Regions from separate parts of the Homo sapiens genome. Here region 2 is linked to region 1. The links are chromatin contacts, found by Hi-C or POLR2A ChIA-PET in ENCODE. All regions are on one chromosome and are shown on one strand. Each heading gives the region's core, a stretch centred on a gene start or an enhancer-like site at or near the end of the contact. The rest is flanking DNA. Distances are from core to core; before and after follow the strand shown.

Evidence for each region. Hi-C counts contacts between places; a loop is a spot of excess contacts on that map. ChIA-PET counts read pairs that join two places held with the same protein, here RNA polymerase II (POLR2A). Pooled maps may share reads with other maps.
Region 2: a map of PC-9 shows a loop between it and region 1 (16-fold over the local background). The contact joins two enhancer-like sites. A Hi-C loop is called at or near these places in 1 of 168 maps with a recorded cell type or tissue (PC-9) and 1 of 50 pooled maps. POLR2A ChIA-PET finds 5 or more read pairs at or near these places in 3 of 52 experiments (BJ, H1 and PC-9).

The regions. Positions count from the first base shown.
Region 1 is chr20:37,709,946-37,715,598 of GRCh38, forward strand. All of the region lies in intron 1 of CTNNBL1 (catenin beta like 1), which reads left to right. Among named protein-coding and RNA genes, the nearest start is that of CTNNBL1, 19 kb to the left of the region's middle. Within about 2 kb of position 2,271, at least 8 of the 41 ENCODE cell types and tissues checked have a DNase peak (open chromatin) inside an H3K27ac peak, as active enhancers do.
Region 2 is chr20:37,989,363-37,995,015 of GRCh38, forward strand. The region is part of intron 7 of TTI1 (TELO2 interacting protein 1); the gene reads right to left. Among named protein-coding and RNA genes, the nearest start is that of TTI1, 41 kb to the right of the region's middle. RefSeq lists an enhancer at 1,223-1,302. Within about 2 kb of position 3,594, at least 11 of the 41 ENCODE cell types and tissues checked have a DNase peak (open chromatin) inside an H3K27ac peak, as active enhancers do.

The sequences.
Region 1 (5,653 bases), core at 1,021-3,520:
GTACACATGGGTAAACCAGAGAGCCCAGAGAGGGAAATAACTTTAGCACCCCAACAACTTGGTGACAAAATCGGGGTCAGGCAGTGCTGTGTCCTTGATTATGCGTCCTCTTTTCCATGTGCAAAACATGTATTTTTCATCATTTTGTATGGAGAGCTTTCTAAAACATGAACATTCTTGCCTTTCTCAGTAGGACACACTGTGATCTCAGGAGCATCATTATGAATACATGTTAGTTGTGCCTGAATTCTCTCATGACCTTTTGAAATCTGGAAAGCTTTTACTTCTGCACTGTGGAATAGTAGGGATTTTGAGTTCTTGTGCCTACTTTGTGTAGTTTACATTCTTTTCCTTGGTGTCAGCTGTCACTCCTTAGTGTTATTGTTTGTTTGATATGATATCTAACCTCTAAGGCCTTTTTTGCCCATTCTTTTAATGGTGTTTTGAAAAGTTGAGGTTGTTGGAAGAATGAAGCATTCGTATTCTTGGTCATTTTTGGATGAACTGCAAAACTTTTTAGAGCTCTGTTGCTAGATTCCGAAGTCTGTGAGATACTAGAAATCATTTTAGCCTGAGTAGTCTATATTTTCCATGTTGCTTTTCCTCTAGCATCTCTTTGCCCCCCCCACTGCCATCCTGGGAACTAGAGAACATCTGAGCAATTACTGTTGTCCACTAATCATGAGTCTTTCAAGTGAAACTACCACTCACAAATAGGGGCTTAACCTGGCCTTCTGTGGGGTGCTCCTTTCTTTCATGATGCTTATCTTTCTGGAAGGTAGCCATTTACCTGTCTGATTGCCTTAACCCTGTATCTTTTAGTCAGCCTTATATCCATATACACACACCCACAGGCCCGTGAAATCTAATTATATCGATCACCTGAGACCCTGTATGTTTGTTCTTCACCAGTTTATGCCTCTGCTCACTTCTTGTCTTGTGCCTGACTCTTGGCTCTCTGTCATACCCTACCTCTGCTTTCGTCTCCTCTCCAACACACACACCAGTTTCTTTAGGCTTGATATGTACATGTGCTCTGTGGCTCCCAACCCAGAGTCTATTATTAAGGGCTCTGCATGGTTGGGATGGGAGCTGCCATATACAGTGTGCCTCATATGGTGTGCCCTACCCTAGCTGGACCTTTAAGACCCAACCTTTGGCCCTAGCCCATTATCTGGCCCATCTGATCCTCCTGTGAAAGGACAGTTTGAGCAAAACCTTGCTTGAGAAGCTTACAGACTTTCCAGTTCTGCAACTCTGACAGTCTGTGAGTTCTCGTCTTATCTCCTTTTGCCATAGTTTCCTAGTCATTCACCAGGGGTTGGTAAGGAAATAGGATGTTGTTTACCATTGTTTCTAGGGCATTGTAACATATGCTGCTAGTCAGGCTGTGAGACAATCCAGATTTTGGGGCGGTTAGCAAATTTCATTTGGATTAGTGCTCCATATTGAACCTGTCATTCTTTAATCATTCCATACATATTTATTAAATGCCTACTAAATGTAAGGTATTACACTAGACGTTGGGAATAAAGTGCTAAACAGGATAGTTGTAGTCCCTGTCTTTATGGAACTTACATCCAGGGAGGCAAGACAGACAATGAATAACAATACCTAAACAAGCAAACACATACTAGATAAATAAAAACAAGATAATTTCAAATAGGAATATGAAGGAAAAAAATAGGCTGATGTAATATAGTGTTGGGGGAGCAGTGGCTGTTTATTTTGGAAGGTTCTAGAAGGCCTCTTTGAGAGGTGACATTTGAGCTGTGAACTAAATGATGAGAAAGATCCAGACATATGAAGAGCTGTGGGACTGGCAGTAAAGATCAAGGGAAAAGCCAAAACAAAAACTCTGAGGTGGGAACAGACTTGTCATGTATGGCCAGAGCTTGGTGAGTGAAGAGGGGACAGTTGATAAGGACAGAGGGGTCAGCTTCGGGGAGGAGGGAGAATCCTAACATTTTTTAACTTTATTCCTAGCACCATGGGAAGCCATTAGGGGTTTTAAGCTGTCGAGTGACACAATTTGGTTTACGTTTTAAAAGATGGCTTCATCTACAGAGTGGAGAATTGTAGAGGAGCATTCTGGCCAGCTTAGCTGTGGGAGGGTGTGGAATTCACCTTTGTGCTGCAGAGGGCCTCAGCTGAAGCCATGCTGTCCCTGGGATAATTGCTTTCCCGCCTAGGTTGTTTTCACAATCTCCACTTCTAAACATTTAATCTGTGTTCTGGCTTAATCAAGAAGCAGCGCTCTCCTTGTGCCAGGCTTGGCTCAGAAAATGTGGGCATCGTGCCTTTTGTTGAGCGCCCTGGCCTGGAGAGAATGAAGAAAGCATCCCCTCATGGCCTGAGGACAATGCAGCTGACCCTCAGCACCTGGTAACTTGTAGGAAGCTTTAGAATCTATAAACTTGATGTGCTTCTGCAAAACAGTTGCAGATGGTCTGAAGTGATGATTAAATATCACTGCCACTTTGCCCAGATCTGCTATGGCCATTCTCTCCATGTCTGGTTTTACATTACAGTGGGTAATTAAGGGGGCACAACCATTTCTAGTTACTTCCAGGCCATCTTTTTCAATTGGCTTATGGGGAAATTACAGTTGCTGTCAGTTGTGTAAGTGACTGCATTGAGCAGCGATTGTGAATGGCTACTTTTTGTGTTCAAAATAATACTAATACAAAACACCCAAACTTAAAAAGAACTGTTCCTAATGAAAGGGAATAATTGCCTGCCTCTGCTGTCTCTGCTGGATCTCCACTGGGAGTTCTGCCATCAGACTTGTCAGAGTTGGTTGGCAGGGACTTTTTCTCCTGAGTTAGCACATAGAGATATGAACGGGCAGAGATAACACAAATTAGCAAAGATACAAGCATATCTGCAGAGGAACAGATTTCCTTCCGACCAGAAGTGCCGTTGGTGGGCACCACCCTAATTTTCAGTGCATCTCTTAGTGCTGATGACAGGACTTTTCAGCAAATTTTTTAAAAAATGGCTTAAGCACCACCGGACCTGGGCAGTTTTTATAAGATTTTAGAGTTTCAAAGGGCTGCTAAGCTTGCCAATGTAAAGTCACTGAATATTGTCTCCCTGGCTGCTCACTGGGGATCCTTACACCTCACTCAGCATGATGAACTTGGAGACAGAAATTCGTAAGCTTCAGCCCCATTTTTTTTGACTGAAGATTTCTTTTTCCATTCCCACAAAACTTGCAAGGACACAGAAGGCTCAGTGGGGGAAAAAGATGGCATGTGCCTCTGGCTGACATGACTTGTGCCAGTGGTTGCGTGGGGATTCCATAATGAAGACTGCAAATCACTTCCCATCCTCTTGGAGCCTGTCCCATAATTAGAAGATTAAACATTTTGTTTAAATTGGTAATTTTTTCCCCCTCCCCTCTCTGAGTGCTTAAAACCACCATTAGAGCAGAATGGAGACTGGTTAACTGATTCTGGGCTCCATGTTCTAGTTGTGATTGTCAGCAGGCGGTTGAGGAAGTCTTATTTTAATTAAAAAAGCAATTTTTAGCTATGCTTCACCTTGTGTGAGGCAGAGGCACCTCTGACCGTGTGAACTTTCTGATTGCTGAATGTACTGAGCATAGCTTTTCTCAGGGGCATGACACCAAGCCTAGGCAGATAATATCATGGGGTGGGTGTGCAGCTGGCCTTGAGGTATTGCCTCTGCACTAATGGCAGATTTGCTCTTCATTTGACAGATTGACTTTGTGTTTATGGGCAGGGTGTCACAGGGATGGCGTGTTCCTGAATTTAAGTGAATGCAAAGCAGCTCATAGAGGAGCATGGAAATTTTCCTACTTTTAATGAAATAAAAGAATATACGTTTTCTCCTTCCCATGAAACCAAGCCAAAAGAACAAAACAAAGGGCTGAGGACTACTCGGTATCAAAGCCCACTGAGAGCCAGGCTTTGTGCTGTTCGACTTATGTGTGTTATCCCATCTCATCCTAAAGGCAACCCTGGGAAGTCAATATTCTTAGTTCCATTTTGCAGATGAGGAAAGGAAGCTCACAGAGGTTTGGTAACTTGCCCAAAGATACCCAGTAAGTAGATGGTGGAATCTTCTTCCTAGAAGAGGGCTCCAATGGATGAAGTACTCTAAAAAAAAAACAAGAAGGAAGACCTTCGAGAATAAACTGCCGCAGAATCCTGCCATTCCTCTACCTTGTACTTTCCTCCAAGTCTACTCTGCCTGCCACTCTCTATTGGAATTTCTTGATTACATACTTTTCTTATTGGACTGTGAGTTGCTCAAGGACAGTGACCAGATCAGCGCCTGCCATTGAGTAAATGCTCAATAAATATCTCTTGACTAAAGAAAGGAAAGGATGAGGGTGAATGAATGAAGCAGTGAATCAATGATTAGGTGATTGAATTTGAGTCTTCTCTAGGTATCTTTTTATATTGAGGCTTAGCACCTCCCCAGTTGCCTTTTTTCTTGCCTTTTCCTTGATGGGAACAGATTAAGGTGTTTTTGTGAATGATAGTAGCCCTAGTCATAGATAACTTGGAGTTGAGTGAATCTTGCTTTAAGTAATAGTAGATGATCTTCATAAAAGCCTGATTCTATTATTTTGTAATCTGACAGTTGACTGGCATTTCTTTTAAAGGCTATTGCTGTCTCTGACTCTAAAGCAGGAGATTGATTGATTCATTTATTTGCCAAAGATTTGTTGCAAGTCTACTGTGGGCCATGATTGCTGTTTTCTCTTTACCCAGCCTTATAGGCAAAAAATAAGAGGTTGTACAGAACAACCAAATTAGGTTTTATTTTGTGTTGGTTGGATCTGGCCTATCCATTTCCATTTGATATTTTTCTTTCTTTCTTTAAACATTTATTGAGTGCTTTTTTTGGGTTAGGTGCTTCCACAACACTGCTACCCCACATCAGTAGGATGGCTTTTTCCAAGGGTGAAACTAAGGCTGAAATGGTGGTTATTTGTCCAGGGTCACACACTAGTGACAACAAACCCAGAGATTTTGACTACCAAAGTCCATACTCTTTTCACCGCACCTCACCCCCCCGTTCACGTGACTAGTTTAGCATCAATTTCTTATGTGTTTTATGTTTCTTACAGACCTAGGACAAACATGGGTTTCTAAAACAGAAAGTACTAGAGCCGCTAACAGTTCACTTGAGTTAAAGGAACCTCAGGAAACAGATCTGTAGTAATCACAGAAACCAGTTATAGCAAGATGATTTCTCAATCTCATGGTGGTAGTATGATGTCATAGAAAGAGCCTTAGGCATAGACTGACGGGCAGCGTTTGAGTCCCATCTCCACTATTTTCTAGCTCTTTGGTCTTTGGCAGTTCACTAAGCAAGCCACCACACTTTGGCTTCCTTACTTGTAGAAATGAAGAATGGTATCACCTACCTAGAAGAGTTGTGTGAAGGTTAAAAAGATAATGAAAATGTTAAGTTCCTGGTACAGAGTAGGCACATAGTTAATGGTAACTGTTGAATAGTTTGGATAATCGTTTGGTGAGGAAGCTGTAGGAGGAATTCTTTATGGTTTCTGTAAACCCCACAATGCTGTGACCTCGGTGCCTCCTAAGAAGTTATTTGTGAGATTTATATCTGACTTTGCCTTTTGAGGCCCATTCTGGCTCACTTATGCAGCTTT
Region 2 (5,653 bases), core at 2,344-4,843, 280 kb after region 1:
CTAACCATACCTCTGAAGTGCCACAAGATAAAGTATCATAAATGCAGAGGAATGATTCCATTGCTTTGTGCATATTTAAAAGGATATGGCGCTGAGAGGTCCAATCTGTTATAGACAATTCAAAAATAAGCCAGAATCTAGGAGGGTTTACATCCCACTGGGGCGAGATTTAAAAGCAGCCCTTTCCATCTGGCCAGTTCTCCTGCCTCCAGGAACCCTGCAAGCCTAGATCCCACGACAGTGTATTGGGCACAGATTTCAAAGTGGCATTCTGTGCTGAGCACTATGAGGGCTGACTCGGACCTTTCCCCCAGCTGGCTGCACTCTCGGGCCACATTGTTTCCTGCCCCTCCCTGGAAGGTATGTACCCTTGAAGATAAAGACATCTTCATAGCAGCCTAGGTAGGCTTGCCCACCTCCTGCCTGAACTGTTTTCCTGTAACCTGTGCTCTGGCACTAAGCCAGCAGCCTCCACTCACGGATGCCTTCAGAAACAGCTCTAGGAAATGTCCTTCTGTATTTACTGCAAGGACGTTGAGGATATTAGTCACAACAGTACCCAGTGTTCTTTTAAGATGACCCACAGAGAAATTTTCCTCAAGCGTCAGTAATAAGGAAAGCCATGCTTCTTTCTGAAAAGCTTTCTTTCCTTTTCTTTTTAAAAACTCTTATTCAGGTACTTCCTGTACCATTTTCCTCTTTGCTGTCTGTCAGGAAGCACAGAGCCACTCTGAAAGCTCCTCTCTAGCAAGGGTGCAGGGCTCTAACTGTATTGTCTATATTAACCTCAACTCGGTCTCATCTTGTTTTTGCTGTTATTTTTCCATTTAAAAAATTTCTTCACTTCCTTCCTTTTTTCTTTGTTGCAAACAATTTATAAGATGTTCCAAGTCATTTTCGGAATAAGAAGAAATTTAAATAATGATTCACAACTACTATTTAGTGACTTTTACTCTGTGGTGGTATTTTGTGCTACCTGACTTTACTGAATCCTTGTCGTCATTGTAGTAGGTGAAATAAGCAAAATAACATACATGCTTTTTTCGGTCTTATAGATGAGAAAACAGAGACTTTGAGAAGTGAATTAATTTGCCAAGGTTATCTTGTTATTGAACAACAATGTGAGGCCTTGGTAGTTATCTCTGAAAATCTTCAACTCTCAACACAGCACTTGGCTCATCATAAGAGACCCAATAAAAATCTTTTAAAATACATCTATACAATAAGACAAATAGAGATCATCTCCCTGGCTACTTTATTTACTCAGTACTGAGACAACATTTACTTCCACGCCTCTGAGGTGTTCGAGAGGGATGACAGAGCCTGCAGAATGAGGAAATGACTACCCTGTGGTCGACCACAGCCTCTGATGACCAAAACCCACTTTGTGCAGGCGGTGCTGCGACCAGGCTCGATCTGTCATCGAGAACATTCTGCTCCCAACCTGGCACGGCATGCACTGTGCACACACACCCCACGCTTGGCTTTCCTACCGGGTGGTAAGATGGTTGACCCTGGCAGGTTATCAGTGACATGACAACACCAAGGAAGAAGGGACAGAATTGGCAGCACTGAATTTAAGTAGATTTAAGTAGCCCAGAGGTCCCTGCCTTCAGTTCTGAAACCCAGCAACCCACTTTGTTTGTAATCTGCCTGCCAGATGTCTCTTATCTTTGACACCATGAAATCAGGCCTATATATGCACAGTGAACAGCTCCAGATCTGAGTGTATTTTTAGAACAATGGGACTCAAAAAGAAAACCAGCAATGCCTGTCAAAAGATGGATAATAGGAAAGCTAACTACTTGGGTTTGGATTTGTCAACTATTAATCAAGTGTCAAAAGGAAAAAATATTAGGTGTGTCCTCATTTCCATGCTGGGTGCAATCCAAGGGGGAACAGCTTTGCAGTCCAAGCTCAGCCAAACTGCCCACACCATTTAAGGGGATGAGCTACTAATTTCAAGCTCAGCTGAACTAATGGATCACCTCTGTGGCTCCTCATCCGTTCAAATATAATAGGCTCATGTGTGGGTAAAGAGAGGAGTTGGGGCTCTGACAGGGATGAAATGAATGAGCCTGTGCCGGTCTGTGTTCGTCCAGGGTTTGAAGGCACCAGCTGGTTCTTTGATGGGATGGGATCCTACTGCTAGAAAGAGAGCAGGGAAGTCAGTCTGTAAATGAACCTTCAAACCCGGTCCTGACTTCTGCAAACAGTGGTGGCACAATTAACATGAAAAAGATCCTTTTGAGGTGAAATCCCCAGTTCAGATTTTAGTAAGGATGAAGCAGGCTTACAACTAGAAATTCTGTGGCCAGTGTCTATGTGTATGAGTAACATACACATCATGTATAACATATTTGGGAAATTTACATACATGTACCCCACATAGGTGTGTACACAGATGTAAATATACCTTCAGAACATAAGCAGAGGGTAGAGGCCCCTATCTTGTTCCCTCTAATTCCAGTCCCTAGAACAGTACCTGGAGACTCCTTGGACATACTAACGTGATTCATCCACAAGCACCCTATGAGAATGGAGTTTTCATCACCCCCAGTTTACAGAGGAAGAAAATGAAATGAAGCTAAATCATTTGCTCAAGGTCACATGGCCAGTAAGATCTGAACCTCGGTTTGTCCAAAGCAAGACTGCTACTTTTTCTCTCACACACAATGGCGAGGCAGAGGGAGCTGGAATGGCAACCTCCCCAGCGCCCCATCAGGGGCTACAGCAATAACAGCATCCAGGACTTGCGTGGCCAGAAGGTACACCAGCTGGTCACCACCTGCTGGCACCCTGCATCCCTATCTGGGCTCTGGGGTTAGCAGGTGGGAGTAGGACTGGGGGTGGAGGCCAAGCATCCTAAAAGCTTTATTTTTCTATTATGAGACTTGTTGGGCACTGACTTCATCTTCTTCTTTTTTTTTTGAAACAGGGTCTCACTCTGTTGCCCAGGCTGGAGTGCAGTGGTGTGATCACGGCTCACTATGGCCTTAACCTTCCAAGGCTCAGGTGATCCTCCTGCCTCAGCTTCCCAAGTAGCTGGGACAACAGGTGCACACCACCACGCCTGGCTAATTTTTATATGTTCAGTAGAGACAGGGTTTCGCTATGTTGCCCAGGCTGGCCTGGAGCTCCTGAGCCCAGGTGATTCTCCCACCTCAGCTTCCCAAAGTGCTGGGATTACAAGCGTGAGCCACAGCACACGGCCTGACTTCATCTTTTCAAAAATTTGAAAAGTATTGTCTAGTTTTGTTTCCTTTTAGCCCAGGGTAAAAGGCTCATTGGATGATATAAAACCTCACTGCAAAAGCCAGGGAGTCTCAGAGTCTGCTAAGAGATTGGCCCAAGGAGTATGGTTTTAATGGAGTTCAACTAGGCTAAGTACATGTATGGACTTGAAGGACAAACAGAAATTTGGGGTGTATGCTCTCTTTTCAAATTCCTTTCACGTACAGGAGGCAAAAGCTACCTGGACAGAAAGGCACAGAACTGTGAAGGCCCAGGGCATGCCGGGAGACATCCTGGAGACTGAGAATTTCAATCAGCAAAGTTTGCCACTGCAGTTGGCTGAGATGGGGGTGTGGCTGATCTGACCTGTTGTCTGTAATCCAACGCCTACCCTCAGGGACACTGTCTTATTTTTAGCTCCTGGTATGCTAAGCCCTCCTCCCACACCACAAATATGATTTGCACATTTGTTATCCATTGAAGTTACTTAACTAGAGGGACTTTGGGGGAGCTGGCTTTTTTTTTTTTTTTTTGCATTGCCAGTTAACAGTGACACCTGGTGGTAACACACAGCAAGGTCACATCCTGCCCCCACCATCCCCTGCCCCTCCCCCATGCCTCCCCCAGTTGGAAGATTTATGCCCCCTCCATACAAGGCACATTTGCTAGATAAAAGCATTAAACTGGAATGGCATCTCCGTTCTTAGCATTTACAACCTCGGTTACATCAACCACCCCCTGATCAATGTCCATTTCTAGAGTTTACTGCCTGGATGTAAAAGCCTGCCACAAAGGCTATATTTAATATGGCAAATTAAAAAAGCAAACACTGGTTTGGTCATTCTTTGGAGCCAGGAAAAGCAAATGGGAGCAAGGAAAAACCCAAGCATGATGCACATAAAGATGAACTCTCATGGGGCTGCTAAGTCTGCCTCCACCCCAACTCGATGAAGGCGCCCCTTGGAGGTCCTAAGCCCACCTGCCAGAGGGGCCCACAGACATGGCTGTTCTACAGGGCTGGTGCACATCCCTCTCCTTCCAGAAGACAGGAGGCCTGGGAGCAGCCTCCTGCCCTGAGAGCTTCCCTCACCAGCCCTCTGGCAGACAGGAGAGCCACTTCCAAAGCAAGCTGGTCATCTGCCTAGGGTCGGAAACTCACTACCTCTGGCTTTTCTGAATACTAAGCCAAGGTTCCCACTTGGGCCCTTGCAACGAACACAGCTTTCTCTTCTCCCATGAGGGTAAGTGTGTGTAAGTGTGTCACTCTGACTGCAGTATGGAGAATACCTAGAGGGGCAGGACTGGAAGTGGGACCAGTGGTGAGGTCTGTTGTTCTGGTGGGAGATGATGGTGGCCTGGCCTGGCCTAGTGGTTTGGAGGTGTCGTTTTGAGAGCAATTTTCCAAGTGAGGTAGGCGGGCTTTACTTTTGGTCATGGATGTAGGGTGTGAAGGAAAGAGAAGAATTAAGAACAAACAACAGGATGGATGGCAGGGCCATGTGCTGAGATGGGACTCCATCTCATGCAGGGGACTTGGTTCCTCAGTACTAGTAGGTATGACAGACTGCACTCTGTCACCTAGGCTGGAGTACAGTGGTGCGGTCTTGGCTCACTGCAACATCCGCCTCCCAGGTTCAAGTGATGCTCCTGCCTCAGCTTCCCAATTAGCTGGAATTACAGGTTCCTGCCACCATGCCCAGCTAACTTTTTGTATTTTTAGTAGAGACAGGGTTTCATCATGTTGGCCAGGCTGGTCTTGAACTCCTGACCTCGTGATCTGCCTGCCTCAGACTCCCAAAGCGCTGGGATAACAGGCGTAAGCCACCCACCGCACCCAGCTGCCAGGTATGACTTTTCCATACTAAGTGGCCCACCCACCCACCCCTCTCTCCATGCGGTAATGAGGCTCACAGAGAGACCAGGTTTCCTATTGTCTCAGGCTTCTTCTCCCACTTAGAGAGCTTATTAATTTCAGCATCAAGATGCCAAATCAGCTCTTGATCAAGGATCAAGACTGATTTTTTTTCCCAACTTCAAGATAAGTTTGCAAGTGACATGTGTGAAGCAATCCACCTAGCTCTTCCTCCCCCTCCCTGCCCATCAGGAGGGAGGCCATCTGACTCAACACTTGAACGGAATGTGCTGGAGCAAACAAAGGGAGCTGCGGTCAAGTGGTGGGGCTGCGTGTTCCTCCACCTGAGGCTCCCTGAACACCAGCTCAAGATTCAGCAAGGTCCAATTCCGGGTTTAATTGCTTTCAGCAGCAAAAAAGAGAACTAGAAATGAAAAGATAATGAATTGAGAATATTAGCTTATTTGATGGTTCTAAACTTGAAGGATGGGATGGAGTGGGTGTAGGAAAAATAGAATGGATGGGGAATGTGAAAATCAGACCTTTAACTCTTGGTTGTAATAGGCA